Linked DNA regions of Homo sapiens: all the other regions are linked to region 1. Evidence: chromatin contacts called from ENCODE Hi-C or POLR2A ChIA-PET data. All regions are on one chromosome and are shown on one strand. Each heading gives the region's core, a stretch centred on a gene start or an enhancer-like site at or near the end of the contact. The rest is flanking DNA. Distances are from core to core; before and after follow the strand shown. Region 1 holds the start of SPAG4 (sperm associated antigen 4). Region 2 holds the start of RAB5IF (RAB5 interacting factor). Region 3 holds the start of TGIF2 (TGFB induced factor homeobox 2). Region 4 holds the start of PIGU (phosphatidylinositol glycan anchor biosynthesis class U). Region 5 overlaps DLGAP4 (DLG associated protein 4). Region 6 holds the start of ACSS2 (acyl-CoA synthetase short chain family member 2). Region 7 holds the start of GSS (glutathione synthetase).

Region 1 (2,729 bases), core at 141-2,640:
GTGGATCACTCAAGCTCAGGAGTTGAAGACCAGCCTGGGCAACATAGCGAGACCCCATCTCTACAAAAAATACAAAAATTAGCTGGGTGTGGTGGCGCAAGCCTGTAGTCCCAGCTACTCGGGAGGCTGAGGCGGGAGGATTGCTTGAGGCCGGGAGATGGAGGTTGCAGTGAGCTGAGATCATGCCACTGCACTCCAGCCTGGGCAACAGAGCGAGACTCCATCTCAAAGAAAGAGAGAAATGAAATATATAGCATGTTAGTGACACGTGCTGAGGAGAAAAACAAAACAGGGAAGGGGGATAGAAACTGGTATTTGCTAAGTGCAATTTTAGATGGGGTTTTCTAGGAAGTGCTGTGACGTCATCACTTGCTTTAAAAGAGGCCAGGCGCAGTAGCTGACTCCTGTAATCCCAGCACTTTGGGAGCCCCAGGCAGGCGGATAACCTGAGGTCAGGAGTTCACGACCAGCCTGGCCAACATGGTAAAACCCCGTCTCTACAAAAATACAAAAATTAGCCAGGCATGATGGCGGGTGTCTGTAATCCCAACTACTCGGGAGGCTGAGGCAGGAGAATCGCTTGAACCCGGGAGGCGGAGGTTGCACTGAGCCGAGATTGCACTACTGCCCTCCAGCCTGGGCGACACAGCAGGACTCTGTCTCAAAAAATAAAAATAAAATAAAAATAAAAATGCTGGGCGCAGTGGCTCATGCCTGTAATCCCAGCACTTTAGGAGGCCGGGGCGGGTGGATCACCTGAGATCGGGAGTTCAAGACCAGCCTGACTAACATGGAGAAACCCCGTCTCTACTAAAAATACAAAATTAGCCAGGCATGGTGGTGCATGTCTGTAATCCCAGCCACTCAGGAGGCTGAGGCGGGAGAATCGCTTGAACCCGGGAGGCGGAGGTTGCAGTGGACCAAGATCGCGCCATTGCACTCCAGCCTGGGCAACAGAATGAGACTCCATCTCAAAAAAAAAAAAAAAAGAAAGAAAGAAAGAAAGAAAGAAAGAAAGAAAGAAAGAAAGAAAGAAAGAAAGAAAGAAAGAAAAAAACTGTTATAGACTGAGTGCCATTTTAGATGGGGTTTTCTGGGAAGTGCTGTGACATCATCGCTTGCTGTAAAAGAGGCCGGGCGCGGTGGCTGACGCCTGTACTCCCAGCGCTTTGGGAGGCCGAGGCGGGAGGATCGCTTGAGCCTAGGAGTTCGAAGTTACAATGAGCTATGATCAGGCCACTGCACTCCAGCCTGGGCAATGAGAAAGACCCTGTCTCTTAAACAACAACAAAGTCAGAAGGAGAGGCTGCCATGGCTACGGCTCCAGGTGACGTCACGGCCAGCTCCGTGACGCGCGGCCAGGGCAGCCCGCGGAGACCGAGGCTCCTCTGTGACGTCAGCAGCCGGCCGGGACACAGCGGGAGGGCAGGTGCGGCCGCGGGGCCTGCCGACTTCACGCAGGGTCCGTGGGGTCCCCGCGGCGCGCAGCGGCTGAAGGAGGCCCCAGGGCCTTGGCGACCGCAGCGGCGGCTTTAGCGTCAGTGACTAGGCAGCAGGGGGTCAGGATGCGGCGAAGCTCCCGCCCGGGCTCGGCCTCGTCCTCGCGCAAGCACACGCCCAACTTTTTCAGCGAGAACAGCTCAATGAGCATCACCTCGGAGGACAGCAAAGGGCTCCGGTCAGCGGAGCCCGGGCCTGGGGAGCCCGAGGGCAGAAGAGCCCGGGGCCCGAGCTGCGGTGAGCCCGCCTTGAGCGCGGGAGTGCCCGGAGGAACCACATGGGCAGGAAGCTCTCAGCAGAAGCCAGCGCCTCGGAGCCACAACTGGCAGACAGCCTGTGGCGCGGCAACCGTGAGGGGCGGGGCCTCGGGTGCGGGCGGGGTCGACCCCGGGTGAGCCAGTGGAGGGGGCGGGGCCTAAAGGGCGGTGCTGGGCGGGGACGGGGCTAAGATGATATCTGGGCACCTCCTACAAGGTGGGTCCTGTAGGGTAAAGGGATGGTGCTAAATGAGATCCCTTAAGGGGCGGAGCCTCGGTGTCCTGGACGGTTATGGGAAGGGGCGGGGAAAATCTTGTGGTTGGGTGCCACTGAGGGGGCGCGGCCTCAATGTTAGCGTGAGTGGCTCCCAGGACAATTGGGTTCCACCAAGATCTAAGGCTGGGGGCGGGTCATCCGTTTGGGGGAGGGACCAACTCTTTTTTTTTTTTTTTTGCAACGGAGTTTCGCTCCTGTTGCCCATGCCATGCAATGGCATGATCTCGGCTCACCGCAACCTCCGCCTCCCGGGTTCAAACGATTCTCCCGCCTCAGCCTCCCGAGTAGCTGGGATTACAGGCGTGCGCCACCATGCCCGGCCAATTTTTGTGTTTTTAGTAGAGACGGGGTTTCTCCGTGTTAATCAGGCTGGCCTCGAACTCCCGACCTCAGGTGATCCGCCCGCCTCGGCCTCCCAAATCGCTGGGATTACAGGCGTGAGCCACCGCGCCCGGCCAGGAGACCAACTCTTGACGGAGCCTCCCTGAGGGGCGGGGCTTCAGAGGGCGGAGCTGGAGCCGGGATAGGGCTGCGGTGGGACCAAAGCCTGTGAGAGACTTCCCAGCTGTCTGGCTTGTGGACTGAGCAATCTGCGGCCCGGTCTCGAGGGGAAAATAGGTCTGTGGTCCGCAAGGCCCCAGTGGAGCCCTTGGGTTCCCGCAGAACCGACTGGGTCTCCAGTAGTCTCTGAGGAG
Region 2 (2,729 bases), core at 108-2,607, 990 kb after region 1:
CCTGGCCTCCCTAGGGAGGTTCTATTACTCCTGAAAAGTGAAGAATTACAGGTGAATGTTGATAGGTATGCAAAAGATACTCTGACCTGTTTAAAAAAAAAAAAGATACTCTCAGCTTTAAAGTTTAACGGTTAAGAGCACAGATTCTGGAGTCAGACACACCCAGGTACCAGATACATTACTTGTCTTTATAAATCCACTGTCCAGAGGCCGGGTGAGGTGGCTCACGCCTGTAATCCTAGCACTTTGGGAGGCCAAGATGGGCGGATTGCCTGAGCTCAGGAGTTCGAGACCAGCCTGGGCAACATAGTGAAACCCCCGTCTCTACTAAAATACAAAAAAAACTAGTGGAGCGTGGTAGTGGGCGCCTGTGATCCCAGCTACGTGGGAGGCTGAGGCACGAGAATCGCTTGAACCCGGGAGGTGGAGGTTGCAGTGAGCAGAGACCGTGCCGTCTCAAAAAAAAAAAAAAAAAAAAATCCACTGTCCAGAAGGGATGTGCCTTGGTCTCTGGACTTACCAGCACAGTGAGCCTGGCACCACCTGGAGGGCCACCGGAAGGAGCCCCATCCCCAGGGGTTCTGAGTCAGTAGGCGTGGAATGGGGGCCGAGAACCTGCGCCTCTACCCAGTTCCCAGGCGATACGGCCGCTGCTGATCCGGAAGCTCACTTTGTGAACCACTGACGCAGCACATGGTGAGGACGCTGTATGTGAACACTCAGATATCCTGATACCTAACCCAATCCTTGTATTTGCCGCCCAGGAGTCCCCGGTTGGGTCCACCTTGCTATACGGCCTCAGAATCTCATTTCCTCTTTTGGGGTCTCAGGGCTCTCGTGTGCCAAAAGAGGGTGCTGGGCAAGATGAAATGGTTAGTTATTACAGAAGAGTTAACATCTTCAACAAGGCCCTACAGAACTTGCAGGGTTAGGGGAGAAAATAAGCGGGCTAAATCCTGTGGGGCAGCTTGGAGCTACCCTGGAGCAAGGTCTGGGCTCAGCAGGCGAGTAGGTCGCAAGGAAAGGTAGAGCCGCTCCTGCCCCACTCGCTGCTCGAGGGGCAGCTGTGGCCGACTGGGCGACGCTGACGTCCAGCCTCGGTTTTCCCCTACCTCCTCGGTCTCCACAGCGCCTCCTGGCGCCCATGTCACCGTTCTACCAAGATTGTCCCTCCCCTCACACCTTACCGCGAGCCCGGCGGATGCTGACGTCATTTCCGCCACGAGTAGCGCGCTTGCGCCAAGGCGCCGGTCGCTGTTTCACTCGGATGGCTTCGCGGTCGCCGATTGGCTGCGTGAGCACGTCGGCGGGAGGGCGCGCGACACTGCACCGCCCCTCCCTTCGCGGCGCCTGCTCTGTAGAGCCGGCGGAACCGGGTAGCTTGGCCAGGTTGTGAGGAACCGCAGCGCGCCGCAGGACCGGGCCGCTGAGCCTGCAGCCGCCCCGCGCCGTGACCTGCGACCCTAGACCCCGACTCCCTTTGGCTCAGCCCGCGCGCCCCAGGCCCGGCCCGGGCGGCGCGACGGGAGGATGAGCGGCGGGCGGCGGAAGGAGGAGCCGCCTCAGCCGCAGCTGGCCAACGGGGCCCTCAAAGTCTCCGTCTGGAGTAAGGTGCTGCGGAGCGACGCGGCCTGGGAGGATAAGGTACGGTGGAGTCTGAACAGGGCGCGGGTGCGAGGAGTCGGCTGGGACTCGGGGAACGGAAGACTGGCGCGGGCCTGCCCTCGTCCTCGTTCCGGCACAATCGAGTAGGGCAGTGGGGCGGGTGGCCCAAGGGTGTCAGAGCAAACTTGGCGGGCACTGGGCGGACAGCTGGGCTTGGAGCTCCCCGAAGGGTGGCCTAAGGATGAAGCCCCCTAGTTATGCGGAATTGGCGAGGAGCGGGGAGAGGCGTTGTCATTCGCGGGCAGGGTTTGTGCCTGAACTGGGAAAGGGAGCTGAATTCGATTCGGCCTCCGCCTTTTATGTGCAGTAGGGTTTTGAGTAGGTTACTTGTTTCTTTCGAATTAAGTAGCACAAACATTAACAGTAACAGACTTCTGCTGAGAATGCTTTCTACGTGCCAGGTGCTCTGCAAGCGGAATCTCGTTTAACTCAGAATAACTCTGAAGTGGGGTACTGTGGTACATTAAAGCCTTTTGCACATAGTGAGGCTCGCTAATCTTGAGCTGCTGTTGCTTGTTGAATGTAAAGGACCGAATACTTTGATAAGCATGAGTCAAGAGGGGAGACTGAGACCACCCGCTGGGTGAGTGTGAGGTGTGGGGGTGGAGAAACGCCACCAGATATGTGCGAGAATTGGTTGGGACTTCAGAACGTTCTTACTCGTCCCATTCGGAGGATGCTTCGTAACTCTGCTCCATGATCTGGAAGGGGCCATCACAAACAGCTTGATTCCAGGTAGCTTGAAAAGCGTATTATATTTGCAGTCATTTCTTGGTTTTCTGGGCTGCCGAAGTGGATTTTCCTTCCTGAAGTTCCTGTAAAGGGGGATGGGAGGCACTTCCTGAAGGTGCCCTTGTTCTGCCCCCAGCCCTGCCCAGCTCTTGCAAAACCTGCAGTCTCTAATCTGCTGTGTCATTTCTTTCTTTTCTTGTATAAGGACTGGTTTCTGGAATCTAGGGCAGATCAGAAACCTGAGTCGTCTGTGTTCTTCCATTAAACTTAAATATAGTGGCACCTGCCTCCAGCATTTATGGTTCTAATCCGTATGTGCGGCCAGTAGCACA
Region 3 (2,729 bases), core at 70-2,569, 960 kb after region 1:
CTGTCTGTGAAATGGAGAGCAACAGGCAGTGCCACTGACATTTCACCCGCTGCCGTGAGGAGGTTTTTAACATTTGCAGGAAGTCTGGCTTCTATGGGGTGTCCAGGTGAAACCTTAACAATCTTTAATCAGCATTCTGATTGGCTTAAGGCTTGTTTGGAAAAAATTAAGAGTTTTGTTCCTAGAGTTCTCCATTGCTAAAGGGTAATTAAGTCCAAAAGCTGTTTTCAAAGCGATTTCCAAGCTCAAGGGCCCTAGATATCTGGACCTAGCCGTGTCCGGGTACAGGGCTGGGGGGCGTGGGGGGATGCCCTAAGAGGCTGGTTAACAGAAATATCACAGTATGTGGTACCCACAGCAGAGAGCAGGGAAGAATGTACTGACTGGGGTGGGGGAGGCCAAGGAAAACCTTCTGGAGTAGGGTGTAACTGGCAGAAGAGGAAAAAGAAACCAGACAGGAACTCCGGGAGCTCCTGGACTGATCGTTTAAGGCCGGGCACAAGGGGTAAGGGATCAGGCTTCACTATCGACCGACCTGGGCTGAATGATACCGGTTGACTGTGTGACAAAAGCAAATCAAGAACCTCTCTGCGGCTCATGAGTAAGCCAGAGACTTACATAGGACAACACATACCCTATCACCCGAGGATGAGACGGGATGACACACACGAAGTGCCCCGCACAGCGTCGTTGTAAAGCGTTGGCTGTTTTCACCTCTGGCCGCCCCCTGTGAGCCCGATCATGTGCTTTTTGGGCTTAGGTCGGAGGCGGCCTCCCAGATTCTACAGGCCATTGAGGTCGTAACAAGCGTCTCCATCAGAGCCTAGTCCTTAACTAGCTGCGGGTAAGTGCCCGGACTAAGTGGCCTCAGTTTCCCCTCGAAGCAACGGGACCAATCGCACCGCCGGCAGGACATCTTGTGCGGGGCGCGAAGTGACAAAAGTCAGGATTTGCAGAAGTTCCCACTCGGTAACGACCCCCACCCCGGCAAGGAGCACAGTAGGCGCTCCGGAAACGCCCTCCACGAGGAGGGCCGGGCCACTTCCTGCCCCCGAGCGGGCTCTCCCCGGCGGAGGCTCCCACCGCCGCTATGGGTAGGCCATGCAGCATTCCTGAGGGCGGGGTGGGCGCAGGAAGAAGGTGCCCGCGGCCCCGCCCCCTCCGGGCGCGCTGGGCGGGGCGAAGCCCCTCGGCGCCGACGGCCCGCCCCGCGGGGGGTGGGCGCAGCTCGTCGCGCTCCGCACAAAGTTTGTTTTCTCCCTCCGGGCGGGTGGGGGAGGGCGCAGAGGGCGCGGGGGGAGGAGAGGGGATCTGACGTCAGGCCGCGAGGTGCTTTCCAGCCGCGAGCTGTCAGGCCGAGTGTCAGGCCGGGCAGGTACGCGGCGCGCGCCCCCGGCGCCCCCCGCTCCCCGCCGGGACGCCCCGCGCCGAGCCGGAGGCCGCGTGGACCCGAAAGCCGCTGGGAAAAGTCAGTGCAGGGAGCAGCAGAGGGCCAGATGGGGGTGGGGGCGCGCGGACAACTTGGAAAGTTTCTTTTTCTCGGCCGGACGGGGAGGGGGCGTCGTCCTGGCGCGTGCGGTAGGGGGTGTGTGAGCTCGGGGGTGTTTGTGAGTCCCGACGGCCCCCGGGGGGTGTTTGTGAGTCCCGACGGCGCTGCGCTCCGGGGGCCGGTGGGGGACTGTTCCAGCCCCCGGGAGGAAGCCCGCTTGGGGCCCTGGTGGGGGGCCCAGCTTCATAGGATCCCACCCCAGGAGAGGGCCGATCCTGCACCGGACCTGAGTGAGCGCGCGGGGGGACGGATTTGTTTGGTTTCAAAAGTGCACGTTGCTAACCGCCAGCAGGGCCCCCCCGCCGCCGAGCCGGACAGGGGGCGGCCGAGAGTGACAGCTGGGGGTGGGGGCCGCGGGAAGGGCCCGGAGCGGGGGGGCCCTGGGGAGCCCGCGCGAGTTCCCCTTTCCTTTGGAACAAAGGAAAGTCTGTCTCCGAGGCATCTGTCACTCCCAGGCTGGCCAAGGAAGCGGGGCGCGTGGGGCCGGCGCCCCGGAGAAAGTTTGTTCGCGCCGGGACCCTCGGGCAGGCCGAAGGTGATCCAAGCCTCCCGCGGGAGAAGCGCGTAGTCTCCGGGGCAGGGGGCGGCCAACATGGAGTCTGGGCGCAGGGCTGGGGGGGGGGGGGCGGCGCGGAGGTGGGAGCCCAGCCCCCTCCCCTCCCTTCCCCTCCCCTCCCCCTCCGGGCCCAGTTCGGAGCACAAAGCCGAGCGCGCACGCTCCGCCGTCCCCGCGCCCCGAAGAGTCGGCCAGCCCCGAACTGCCGGAGTAGGGGTGGGAACCAAACTTTTTCCTGCCCCGGGACAGACACGTGAGTTTTCTTTCTTCCAGAGCCCCCGTCCCACCGGGATGGCGGGCCCGCGCGGGAGCTGGTGCGCGGAGTCGGCCCGGGGTGTGGGGACTGTGGGGTGCAAGCGCCCCGAGCGCCGGACGATTCCTCGCCGACCCAGGAGCCATGTGCTCCGACTCGGTCTGGGCCGCGGGGGAGGTTGCGCGCTTTGTCTGAACTGCTGGGAATGCGGGCGTGAGTGCGCGGCCCGGGGGAGTGTCGGGACCAGCTAGGGGAGTTGTCAGAAAGTTCGTGCGGGAGTGGCTGCAGGTGGCGTCGTGGGAGTCTGTAGGAGGGTGTACGGGATGTTGTGTCGAGGGGTTGCTGCCACAGGTCACTGAGGGTAGAACTGA
Region 4 (2,729 bases), core at 129-2,628, 940 kb before region 1:
CATCAAAACGTTAGCCTTGGCCAGGTGCCATGGCTCACGCCTGAAATCCCAGCACTTTGGGAGGCCAAGTGAGACTGCTTGAGTCCAGGAGTTCCAGACCAGCCTGGGCAACATAGAAAGACCCTGTCTCTAAACAAAAAACAAAAACAAAAACAAAAAAACTTTAGCATTTAAAGGACACAAAGGGGACTTCTGGGGTGCTGATACTGTTTCTTGAACTAGGTGCTGGCTACATGAGTGAATACAGTTTTTAAAAATTCATTGAACTCTACACTTACTTAATATGCATTGTATGTATACTGTACTTCAGTAAAAAAAAAAAAAAAAAAGTTGTTTGTTTTTTTTTAATCATCAAACTCTGGCCTAAACCTAGCTTCCACCCCATTACTCCCCTGCTTTGGACATTTCACATCCTTGAACGTTTCTTCATCCTATTTACTTTCTGCTACCTGGAACTCTCCTTTTCTCTAATCTCCCTTTCAAAACCCTACATCCTTCAAGAGTCAGCTCAAATCCCACATTCTGGAAAACTGGAAAGGTAGGGGATAGTTTATTCAGGGTCAGAATACTAAGGAAGGAACTGGGTGGACACATAAAGTATACTTTTCATGAATTATTATAACGATTTGTCTCCCTCACTAGCCTGTGCAGCTACTTCAGGCCAACTTCGCTTTCTCGCTGTAGGCGTTAGTATAAAACAATGTTCGGTGAAGAACTTAGTAAGGAACAGTAACAAAAATTGCCCTGCAAGTCCCAGACTGAGAAGAGACGTCTAAAGCACACGCACACTCTCCTCGCTTAAGCAAAATTGGTCCCCTCATCCCGGACCCCCTCACACATAACCTTTTATCCCAGGGAGCACCCCTGGCGATCCCGCCCCAAATCCCAAACTCCTCTGCAAGCCGCGCTCCACAAGCACCTCCTCCTCTTATTCCAACCCTTCCCACAGACCACACTCCTCGGCTCAGGACACTGAATGGGACACGCCCCCTCAGATCCCCACCACTAGGTGGTCCGGCCCCCAGGGCCCAAACCTCACGACACTGTCCCCACGCCCCGGTCCCCACGCCCCCTCCCCTCACCAGCCCCGCCCTCAGGCCCCGCCCTCTCCAAGAACCCCACGAGACAGTCAGTTAGTTCTCTAGGAACCGCGCGCTGGCGGTCACTGCCCCCGCCTCCCATTCACAGAGGCCGCGGGAGGGCAGGTGGGGCCTGACAGTCTGCTCGAGCCAGTGGCCTCACCTCTCTTCCAAGAGCTCAGTGGGGACACCACCTCCACCCGCTCGGAAATGAACTCGGCCAGACTGGAGCGGAACAAGGCCGCCCGCACTGTCACAGCCACCACCAGCACCAGGACCAAGGGAGCCGCCATGATAACTGGGGCGGGCGCGCGGGCGGGGAGGGAAGGCGAGGCGGAGGAGCCTCGCGCGCTGTGCGCCACGCTCTGTAGTTCCGCGGGTGGGCGCGCGCTGCCGCTGGCGCCGGAGAGGCCAGACGTGGGGACTACGGCTCCCAGAAAGCCTTGCGGCGAGGCGGGCCGGAGCGACGGAAAGCGGGCGCCTCAAGCTGCGTATGCAGAAGGTGGGGCGAAACCTTCTACGATCGCAGGTGTTTTGTGAAGCCGCGCCGCTATAGCGGGGCTGAAACGCTGCTGAAAGTAGAAGCGGAAGTAGTCGCCTTCCTGGGATTGTGAGAGACTTTTAAACAGATGTTAAATTCACTCTTGCGTGTATGTTTTCAATGCCAAAATGTTTATTTTTATTTTTATTTTTATTTTTTTTGAGACGGAGTCTCGCTCTGTCGTCCGGCTGGAGTGCAGTGGCGCGATCTTGGCTCACTGCAACTTCCGCCTCCTGGGTAGCTGGGATGACAGGCGCCCACCACCACGCGCGGCTATTTTTTTTTTTTTTTTTTTTTTGTATTTTTAGTAGAGATGGGGTTTCACCATGTTGGCCAGGTTGGTCTCGAACTCCTGACCTCAGGTGATCCGCCCGCCTCGGCTTCCCAAAATGCTGGGATTACAGGCGTGAGCCACCGCACCCTGCCCAAAATGTTTATGTTTTTTGTTTTTGAGACAGGGTCTCAGTGCCGTCGCCCAGGCTGGAGTGCAGTGGCGCAATCTCAGCTCACTGCAGCCTGGACCTCCCGGGCTCCAGAGTAGCTGGGACCACAGGTGCGCGCCACCACACCCGGCTAAGTTTTTGTACTTTTAGTAGAGACGGGGTTTCGCCATGTTGCCCAGGCTGGTACCTTTTATGTTTTTAAAGAGTGTTAAATGTGTATTTTTTAAAAAATTTATTCTGGCAGTTGTTTGTTAAACGCCAACTATTTTCCAGGCACTATGTTAGGTTCTACAGATGCGTTTTGGAGTAGTAGACTGATTTATTAGCTAGTTCAACAAGTCGCTTAACCCTTGTGTGCTGAAAAATGTGCTGATTATAGGCTAACTAGGGACAGTTGAGGAAGGCTTAGAAATTTTTTTTTTGTTTTGGAAACGGAGTTTCGCTCTTATTGCCCGGGTTGGAGTGCAATGGCGCGATCTCAGCTCACTGCAACCTCCGACTCCCAGGTTCAAGCGATTCTCCTGCCTCAGCCTCCCGAGTAGCTGGGATTACATGCATGCGCCATCACGCCCGGCTAATTTTTTGTAATTTTAGTAGAGACAGGGTTTCTCTATGTTGGTCAGGCTGGTCTCGAACTCCAGACTTCAGGCGATCCACCTGCCTGCC
Region 5 (2,729 bases), core at 76-2,575, 850 kb after region 1:
CTTAGGATGTCCTAGAACTTTGGTGCAGGGAATGAGATCAGCTGTTCAAGCGCCTTGTCTTACAGATGAAGAGATGAGGCCCAGAAGGGCCAGGGACCCACAGAGGTTTGAGCCAGGACTTCTGGGTCCTGTTCCATGGCACTGCCTTTGAAGAAGTCACTGTCATGCTGTTATCACCTGCCCCTGGTGTATAATGACAATCTCTAACATCCTTTGACCTTTTTACTGTGTACGCTGTGCTTGGTGCTTTACTTCAGCTACTTGCAGTGGAAAAGAAGAAGGGCTTGGTGCCTGGCCTGGAAGTGAGGGGTGCAGGATCCCAGTTCCCACATCTCACCCACTTTTAGGGATGTCACTTTCCTTTGGGCTTCAGCTTCCTAATCCATAAAATGGGAATAACATTCCTTATCCTAAGACTGATTCTGAAATCATGGAATCCCTCAAGAATTGTGTGAGCAGCGGCTCACTCCTGTAATCCTAGCACTTTGGGAGGCCAAGGCAGGCAGGTCGCTTGAGCTCAGGAGTTCAAGACCAGCTTGGGCAACAAGACAAAACCCTGTTGCTCCAAAAAATACAAAAATTAGCTGGGTGTGGTGGCATGCGCTTGTATTCCCAGCTACTTGGAGGAGGCTGAGGCAGGAGGACAGCTTGAATCCAGAAGGTCAGGAGGTCGAGACTGCAGTGAGCTGAGATCATGCCACTGCACTCCAGCCTGGGTAACAAAATGAGACCCTGTCGACCGGGCGCGCTGGCTCACGCCTGTAATCCCAACACTTTGGGAGGCCGAGGCGGGCAGATCACTGGAGGTCAGGGGTTCGACATCAGCCTGGCCAACATGGTGAAACCCCGTCTCTACTGAAAATACAAAAATTAGCTGGGTGTGGTGGCACACGCCTGTAATCCCAGCTACTTGGGAGGCTGACGCAGGAGAATCATTTGAACCTGGGAAGCGGAGGTTGCAGTGAGCTGAGATTGCACCATTGCACTCCAGCATGGGTGACAAAAGCAAAACTCTGTCTCAAAAAAAAAAAAAGAAGAAACTGTTCCAGAGAGTAGAAACTCTGGGTTTCAGAACCACAAACGCCTGGTTTTAATCAGTCTCCATCATTCACTGCGTTTGTAATCTTGGGCAAATTATTTCTTTGAGCTTCAGTTTTCTTATCTGGACTCAAGATCTGTACTACAGGATTATGATGAGGATTAAATGAGATTATGTATTTTTTTTTAAATCTGGTGCACAGTAGGCACTTAATAAATGTGAACTTTCCCTTCCCAAAAACATCTGGGTGACTTTTCTCTTTGTAGGAACTAGACAGCCCAGTTCCCCCCCCATCCCCCCCACCCCCGCATGCCCTGTGGTTGGGGTTTAGATAACTAGGAAAGCACCTGTGGCTATTCTAATAGTAATAGGAGTGATCTTCTCATCTCTCCCAGGCTGTGTGAGGCATTGTGTAATCAGCCAGGCTCTTTCCCGACCATTGTTCTCCACCAACAGGCCTGGAAGTCGGAAGCCAGTGGAGTTCTCCCTGTTTCACAGGTGAATGAAAAATAGGGGGCCCAGAGAGAGACAAGGACCTGCTCAGGGGCCCACAGCCACAGCAGTGACAGGCAAACTTGTAGCCCAGGCCTCTTCTCCACAGCCCGCAGCGTTTCTCCAGGTTTATGGCTTCTGCCTGATAGCCTACCCCTCAGGCCGCCTTCCCTGGGTCTGTTCCCATCTGTTCTGGGAGGAGGGTTTTCTTGACATTTCCCCAGTCTCTGAGCTCATCTTGAATTTAAAAGGAGGCTATCTGGAGGCTGGGTGGGGACTGAGTCACCACCTCCCGTGGCTTTCTCATCCTGAGCAGCAACCAGACACACCCAGAGGGCCACTGCTGGAGACCTGCAGATTGTAAATGCCACACAGGCTTTCTTCCCAGAAGCTCAGATGGGCTCTTGCGGGAAGGCTGTCATCGTGGTTCTGTATGTATTTCTTCCTTCCCCTAGCCACTTTGAGAAGTTGTTGCCTGTCCTTTCCCGCTTCAGCCTTTATTAATGCTGTCCTCTTCCCCTATAGTGCCCTCTCTTCCCCTAGAGGCCCACACTGTCAAATGCCACCTCCCCCAGGAAGTTTGTCCTTGCTGGCTCTGGAGTCCCAGCAGGACTCCTGAGGATGCTTACGGCATGACCTTGGCAGGTCACGCCACCTTTCTGTGCCTCAGTTTTCTCATATATAAAATTTGGGTTTCTTGTCTTTATAAAGCTCCATCCCTAGACACTCTCATTTGGCAGGTCTTGGGGCAGGAATCACATGCCCCTAGGTTTTTAAACCAGCTCTCTAGAGGATGCTGGTGCTGAGAGCCTGTCGGCTGCAACCTGGGAAAAGCTGAACTGAGAGGACCCTGGTTTGCATGACAGCCTAGCTTGTTGCTGTGTGACCTTGGATTAGTCAGCTTTCTGTACCTCCGTTTTCCTCCCTATCAGATTGGGATGGAAATGAGAACTCGTGTAGTAACAGCCCCTCAATAAATGGCAGTCATCACCATCATCAGCTTTGTTTTGTGTGGGGATTGGTGGTTTTCAGAAGCAAGTCACCTTTCCCCTACTTGGTCCTGGCAGCAGGCACTGTCAAGTCAGACTGGGCCAGGGTGCAGGCTGTGGAATTGAACACCTGAGCAGGAATGAAGTCTAGTCCTTACAGGAATGTAATGAGGTTGATGAGGTGTGTGGTGTAAATCTCTCTCGGGTTC
Region 6 (2,729 bases), core at 61-2,560, 740 kb before region 1:
CTCACGCCTGTAATCCTAGCACTTTGGGAGCCCAAGGCGGGCAGATCACCTGAGGTCAGGAGTTCAAGACCAGCCTGGACAACATGGTGAAATCCCATCTCTACTAAAAATACAAAAATTAGCTGGGTGTGGTGGTGTGCACCTGTAATTCCAGCTACTCGGGAGGCTGAGGCAGGAGAATTGCTTGAATCCAGGAGGCAGAGGTTGCAGTCAGCCGAGATTGTGCCATTGCACTCCAGCCTGGGCGACAGAGCGAGAGACTCCATCTCAAAACAAAAACAACAACAAAAAAAGAGAATGTGAATGATTTTTCCTATTTGCACAGACTTTGATATTTTACAAGCCTTAGCTTCAAGCCTGACGAGGAAGTAAAACCAAATCTGGAGTCAAAGAACCTAGCTTTGGCCCTAACTTGGTCGTTATTTGCTCTCTGACTGTGCACCAGTTCCTTCCCTTTCCTGGGTTTGCCATTTGTGCAATTAGGAGGTGGGCTTATTACAAAAAACCTGAAGGTGTCTCCTAGTCTTCACTTATTGAGTCTTGTACTTTAGATCTGGATGGAGATTTGTGAAGGCAAGGAGATTGAAGACATGTCCTCATAAGAGGGAGAAAATCTGAGCTGGTTCCAGGGTGAGCAGAGAGGAGGTGCTGTCGCCAGAGCATGCCCTCAAGGTCATGGGAGAAGTTTTTCCGGAGGACGAGAATGTGGGTGTGGCTCAGAGAGGGGGGACCTGGAGGGAAGGGTGTCACCTGGAAGGAACTGGTGATAGTCAGGACTGTGCAATCAGATCACGGGGCGGCTCCGCGATGGACCTTACTCAACTCCTCTCCTTAGTCCATCCCTTTCCCTTTCGATCCTTGCCTTAACCCAACCCCTTATCTGTCACTCCAAGACCCCACCCCACTCTGGTCACTCCATGGCTCTGCCTCCTCTCCTGTCACAACCAGCCGGGTTACTCCCCATCACTCCATGGGCCCACCTCCTCTCCTGTCCCGCCTGGCCCCGCCCCTCCCTTGGCACTCCACGGTTCCACCCTCTCCCTTGTCACACCCGGCCCCGCCCCTTCTGCTTTCACTCGACGGCGTCACTCCTTCCGGCAAGTCAGCTCCACCCCTATCCCTCGACTTTTCCTTATAGTATTTCTGTCCTTGCCAACCTCGATCCCTCCCCAACCAGACACGGCCCCGCCCCCTCTGGCACCGCCCACCCGCCAGACTAAGCCACTCCCCCACTCACCAGGCCCCGCCCCTCTACGGAGGCCCCGCCTCTAGTTCGGCCTGTTTTCTCAGTCCCGGCACCCGCCGCGACCGCAAAGGCGGCCGCGGTTCTAGGAACTTGACGTGATGGGGCTTCCTGAGGAGCGGGTCCGGAGCGGCAGCGGGAGCCGGGGCCAGGAGGAAGCTGGAGCCGGAGGCCGGGCGCGGAGTTGGTCTCCGCCGCCCGAGGTCAGCCGCTCCGCGCACGTCCCCTCGCTGCAGCGCTACCGCGAGCTGCACCGGCGCTCCGTGGAGGAGCCGCGGGGTGAGGCCCGGCCCGGGCGGGCCTGGGGTGTCAGTGAGGAGAAGAGTGGGGGCTCCCTGGGGGAGTCGGGGGCTCCCTTGGGAAGCTGAGGGGTGGGTGAGGAGATGGAGGTTCTGTGAAGGAAGAATTGCGGTTCTTTGAAAATGGAAAAGGGATTCCGGGAGGAGACGAGGGTTCCATGGGAGCTGGGGAGTTCCCTGCAGACTTGGAGGGTCCGTGGTGGAGATGCGGGTTTTTGCGAGGAGACGCGGGATTCCGTGAGGGAAGAAGTGAGGTTCCTTGAGATTGGGACGGGGAGGTCGGCCAAGAGAGTGAAAGTTTCATGGGAAGAGAAGGGGAGTTCCTGAGGCGAAAAGAGGGTCTCTAAGGGGCGACGGGAGCCTTGAAGGGAGGAGGGCCACGAATAGAACTTTCTTTGCTTCCCTTTCACACCAGCTCAGCCACTGCCTCCTGAGACCCTTAACCTGTGAACTGTTGAGGGCAATAACGGGTCTGGTTCCCATCTTGGGGTCCTCAGATTAGTAATGGAGTCCCCGATCTATTTTTAGTATATCGGACATCCTAATGGAAATTACGCGGTATAAGACTGAACGAGTTACTACGATGTCAAGTTGTTTTATTTATTTTTTTAACTTGGGCTGGGATTGTATTAGTAATAGTTCAGAAGTTCTGATAGATGGTTCCATGTCTGTTAAAATGTATGAGGAAAATCGGCCAGGAGCAGTGGCTCACGCCTGTAATCCCAGCACTTTGGGAGGCCGAGGCGGGCGGATCACTTGAGGTCAGGAGTTCGAGACCAGCCTGGCCAACATGGTGAAACCCCCGTCTCCACTAAAAATACAAAAATTAGCCGGGTGTGGTGGCGGGCACCTGTAATCCCAGCTACTCGAGAGGCTGAGACAGGAGAATTGCTTGAACCCAGGAGGCAGAGGTTGCAGTGAGCCACGATAGCACCACTGCACTCCAGCCTGGGCGACAGAGCAAGACTTTGTCTCAAAAAAAAAAAAAAAAAAAAAAAAAAAAAAAGGTATAAGGAAAATCCCCCTACCCTTGCCCTCAGTCTGGGTAAAGGACAGATAGATAGACAGATAGATAGATAGATAGATAGATAGATAGATAGTTTGTTTTGAGACAAGGTGTTGCTCTGTCACCCATGCTGGAGTGCAGTGGCCCGTTCTAGGCTCACTATAGCCTGCATCTCCTGGGC
Region 7 (2,729 bases), core at 123-2,622, 660 kb before region 1:
ATCCGAGCTACTTGGGAGGCTGAGGCAGGAGAATAGCTTGAACCCAGGAGGTGGAGGTTGTAGTGAGCCGAGATCGTGCCATTGCACTCCAGCCTGGGCAACAAGAGCAAAGCTCTGTCAAAAAAAAAAAAAAAGAAAAAAAGAAAGAAAGAAAAGAAATCAGATGAAGGTGCTAAGTGGGCCCTTTGTTTTTCTCATTCTACAGCCTCAACCCTCCCTTGGCTTTATTTATGTTTTGCTGATGACATTCAAATCTACATCTTCACAGCAATACTTTCCTACCTTCAAACTAGAATATCCAATTTTTTCCTGCGAGTCTCCATACAACCAGAATAGAATTTGTTGTTGTCTCCCACAAATCTGCTTCTTCTCTGATGAACCCCACCCAGGTACCCAAGCCTTGAGTACTTGTTTCCTACATCTCACTCTCCCCAAATCCTATGGATTTTGCTGCCTAAGTATATAGTACTTTGAATTCCTTTATTTATCTCCATTTCCAGAGTTTGTAGCCTAGCCCCGGCCACTGTCATCTCTTCCCTGGGCGTGAAACAGATTCAGAGTCAGGTGTCTTCAGTGACCAGGATATGTTGGCCTCTGTCCCCCTTCCAGGACTTGGCACGTGCTGTCTTCTCTTTGGAACTCTCGCCACCACTCCTGATCTGGGCTCGCGATTTCGTTCCGGAAGCTGTCCCTGTTCTCCGCCCCGGGCTTCTACATTCTACAGCCCATCACTTTTCCCTGTACCGTAGGAACAGTGTTTGTCTTGATCACTTCTCTACCTAGTAATTAGCCGCGCTTAGTACTGTATTCATTCATCACATGAATGAATGAAGAATGAATGACAGACGGGTCAGATCACCGAAAGCCTCAAAACGCCCACAAGGAAATCGGTCGCACTTTATCGCCAGGACTTAGGCCAGTGCCTGGAAAGGCCCCGAGGCAACGACACGGTCGGCTGCCCAGGCTGGCCCCACTTCACGGGCCCGCTCGCTTCCACCCTGGACAAAGTTTGGCCCTAATCGCTCCCCGTTGTAGCTCTAACTGGCTCCAGTCTCACTGGCCTACATGCCCCGACACCGGCCCGATCTAAAGGCAGAAGATCCGGAAAGTCTGGGATCAGTGCGCGCCAGCCCAACCCCCTCACTAGACACTAGTTGCCCCGCTCCTACGAAGGGTTTCAGCCACAAGGTCTCCCGGCCTCCGGAATTCCAATCTCTTGCCAGACCCCTCCCTCACATCGTTCCTCCCGAGGAAACGTGACCCATGCCGGCCGCCGTGGCCGCCCCAACCTACTAGTTCGCCTTTCCTCCGCGAACGGTTCTCCCGGCCCTCGCGCCGCTACCCAGGCTCAGGGGGCGGGGCCTCGATGCGACCCAGTGCGCTTGCGCTGACCGCCCCGGCTAGGCTTAAAGAGCAGGCGGGGCAGAGACCCATACCTTTGGCGCTGAGTCGAGGCCAGGAAGGGGCGGTCGATGAGAGGGCGGCCTTAGCATTAGGAGTGCGTCGGCTGCACCCTGGCGGATGGACCTTGGGAAGGAGGGGAGGGGACCATCGGGGTCGGCGGGGAGCTACGGGTATGCATAGCTCATAGAGCGTCAGAGCTGACGACGACTAGTGGAAGATGGGGAAACTAATGCTCAGAGCGGGACAGTCACTACCTCAGGGGCACACAATTGATAAGGGTGGGGGTGGCCGTGGTAATGGAGGCCCCAAGGAGGGGCAGGGGCCCATAGTACGTCAGGGGCTGAGCCTGTATTAGAACCCAGGCTTGTTTCCCAGCCCAGCCAAGTCCCAGAAAAATCCCCCTGATTTTATCTATTTTTTTTTAACCTGGGATACCAGCAGGGAAAGCATTAGAGGCAAAAGGAAAGGATTTTCATTTTTCCAGGAATGCTGAAGTCAGGACTGTTTGAGGGGAGCCCTGTGTTTCTCAGACTCTCTTGTACCGTTTACATCAGGATCTGGGGCAGTTTTTAAAAATATGCGGATTCATGATTCCTACCCCCCACCTCATTGCTTGGCAGCCCCCAGGTGCCTTCCCTGTTTCTTCCTTCTGGGTTGTGATAGGCTTGTCTGCAGTCCGAAGCACCTGATACGAATTTTAGTTAAATGGAATGTATCAGTCCAGCTTCTAGGGAATTAACCATAAATAAGACACAGCCACTGCTTTCAGTCTGATAAGATAGGCAATAAACTGCCTTTCTGAAGGAATCAGGGATGGTTTTTGGGGTCTTGAAGGATGGATAGGAAGGTATAGGTAGTGAAGGAGGTAGGGGTAGAGGTGAGAGGCTGGGATGGGGACAGTGTTCCAAATTGCAGGAACAAAAGCAGCAAAGGCTGGCTGGGTGCAGTGGCTCAGACCTGTAATCCCAGCACTTTGAGAGGCCGAGGCAGGTGGATTACTTGAGCTCAGGAGTTGGAGACCAGGCTGGGCAACATGGCGAAACCCCGTCTCTACTAGAAATACAAGAATTAGCCGGGTGTGTTGGCCCGTGCCTGTAATCCCAGCTACTCGGGAGGCTGCGGCGTGAGAATTCTTGAGCCCCGGAGACGGAGGCTGCTGTGAGCTGAGATCACGCTGCAGCACTCCTGCCTGGGTGACAGCGTGAGACCCTGTCCTAAAAACAAAACAAACGAGCAGCGAAGGCATATAATTCTGAGGGTTGCTCGGCTTGTTTTACAGACACTGAGGAGTTTGGTGTGGATAATGAGGAAGGGCCTGAGGGTTG

Evidence for each region. Hi-C counts contacts between places; a loop is a spot of excess contacts on that map. ChIA-PET counts read pairs that join two places held with the same protein, here RNA polymerase II (POLR2A). Pooled maps may share reads with other maps.
Region 2: a loop to region 1 is called in a map with no recorded cell type, with 10 times the contacts of the local background. The contact joins the promoter of RAB5IF here to the promoter of SPAG4 in region 1. A Hi-C loop is called at or near these places in 1 of 168 maps with a recorded cell type or tissue (CD8-positive, alpha-beta T cell), 5 of 37 single-sample maps with no recorded cell type and 5 of 50 pooled maps.
Region 3: a loop to region 1 is called in a pooled map, with 7 times the contacts of the local background. The contact joins the promoter of TGIF2 here to the promoter of SPAG4 in region 1. A Hi-C loop is called at or near these places in 3 of 37 single-sample maps with no recorded cell type and 9 of 50 pooled maps. POLR2A ChIA-PET finds 5 or more read pairs at or near these places in 4 of 52 experiments (A673, Caco-2, OCI-LY7 and 1 more).
Region 4: a loop to region 1 is called in a map of naive thymus-derived CD4-positive, alpha-beta T cell, with 17 times the contacts of the local background. The contact joins the promoter of PIGU here to the promoter of SPAG4 in region 1. A Hi-C loop is called at or near these places in 1 of 168 maps with a recorded cell type or tissue (naive thymus-derived CD4-positive, alpha-beta T cell), 2 of 37 single-sample maps with no recorded cell type and 9 of 50 pooled maps.
Region 5: a map of naive thymus-derived CD4-positive, alpha-beta T cell shows a loop between it and region 1 (19-fold over the local background). The contact joins the enhancer-like site here to the promoter of SPAG4 in region 1. A Hi-C loop is called at or near these places in 1 of 168 maps with a recorded cell type or tissue (naive thymus-derived CD4-positive, alpha-beta T cell), 8 of 37 single-sample maps with no recorded cell type and 16 of 50 pooled maps. POLR2A ChIA-PET finds 5 or more read pairs at or near these places in 1 of 52 experiments (activated CD4-positive, alpha-beta T cell).
Region 6: a map of CD14-positive monocyte shows a loop between it and region 1 (8-fold over the local background). The contact joins the promoter of ACSS2 here to the promoter of SPAG4 in region 1. A Hi-C loop is called at or near these places in 3 of 168 maps with a recorded cell type or tissue (CD14-positive monocyte, CD4-positive, alpha-beta T cell and naive thymus-derived CD4-positive, alpha-beta T cell), 3 of 37 single-sample maps with no recorded cell type and 10 of 50 pooled maps. POLR2A ChIA-PET finds 5 or more read pairs at or near these places in 2 of 52 experiments (K562 and activated CD4-positive, alpha-beta T cell).
Region 7: a loop to region 1 is called in a pooled map, with 12 times the contacts of the local background. The contact joins the promoter of GSS here to the promoter of SPAG4 in region 1. A Hi-C loop is called at or near these places in 2 of 37 single-sample maps with no recorded cell type and 8 of 50 pooled maps. POLR2A ChIA-PET finds 5 or more read pairs at or near these places in 2 of 52 experiments (activated B cell and activated CD4-positive, alpha-beta T cell).

Annotation. Positions count from the first base shown.
Region 1 is chr20:35,614,439-35,617,167 of GRCh38, forward strand. SPAG4 (sperm associated antigen 4) reads left to right here and starts at 1,391. Exons shown (of 12, transcript NM_003116.3): 1 at 1,391-1,869; 2 at 2,698-2,729. The coding sequence starts at 1,566. RefSeq lists a silencer at 1,437-2,166 and an enhancer at 2,597-2,729.
Region 2 is chr20:36,604,422-36,607,150 of GRCh38, forward strand. It overlaps RAB5IF (RAB5 interacting factor), which reads left to right and starts at 1,358. Exons shown (of 4, transcript NM_018840.5): 1 at 1,358-1,644. The coding sequence starts at 1,531. The region is part of intron 2 of TGIF2-RAB5IF (TGIF2-RAB5IF readthrough); the gene reads left to right. RefSeq lists enhancers at 232-281, 1,012-1,151, 2,503-2,729 and silencers at 273-672, 1,352-1,661.
Region 3 is chr20:36,572,278-36,575,006 of GRCh38, forward strand. It overlaps TGIF2 (TGFB induced factor homeobox 2), which reads left to right and starts at 1,320. Exons shown (of 3, transcript NM_021809.7): 1 at 1,320-1,468. TGIF2-RAB5IF (TGIF2-RAB5IF readthrough) reads left to right here and starts at 2,238. Exons shown (of 5, transcript NM_001199535.2): 1 at 2,238-2,358. DLGAP4-AS1 (DLGAP4 antisense RNA 1) reads right to left here and starts at 998. Exons shown (of 5, transcript NR_109939.1): 1 at 635-998. RefSeq lists an enhancer at 437-496 and silencers at 997-1,316, 1,347-1,436, 1,507-1,676.
Region 4 is chr20:34,675,714-34,678,442 of GRCh38, forward strand. PIGU (phosphatidylinositol glycan anchor biosynthesis class U) reads right to left here and starts at 1,379. Exons shown (of 12, transcript NM_080476.5): 1 at 1,243-1,379. The coding sequence starts at 1,372. RefSeq lists enhancers at 847-1,733, 1,734-2,619 and silencers at 999-1,098, 1,339-1,448.
Region 5 is chr20:36,463,831-36,466,559 of GRCh38, forward strand. The region is part of intron 7 of DLGAP4 (DLG associated protein 4); the gene reads left to right. Among named protein-coding and RNA genes, the nearest start is that of MYL9, 76 kb to the right of the region's middle. RefSeq lists enhancers at 178-1,104, 1,105-2,030, 1,606-1,785 and a silencer at 1,676-1,970. Within about 2 kb of position 1,326, at least 25 of the 41 ENCODE cell types and tissues checked have a DNase peak (open chromatin) inside an H3K27ac peak, as active enhancers do.
Region 6 is chr20:34,875,302-34,878,030 of GRCh38, forward strand. It overlaps ACSS2 (acyl-CoA synthetase short chain family member 2), which reads left to right and starts at 1,311. Exons shown (of 18, transcript NM_018677.4): 1 at 1,311-1,522. The coding sequence starts at 1,345. RefSeq lists enhancers at 530-609, 630-679 and silencers at 950-1,089, 1,170-1,599.
Region 7 is chr20:34,954,434-34,957,162 of GRCh38, forward strand. GSS (glutathione synthetase) reads right to left here and starts at 1,373. Exons shown (of 13, transcript NM_000178.4): 1 at 1,294-1,373. MYH7B (myosin heavy chain 7B) reads left to right here and starts at 1,435. Exons shown (of 45, transcript NM_020884.7): 1 at 1,435-1,574. RefSeq lists enhancers at 1,181-1,280, 1,521-1,700.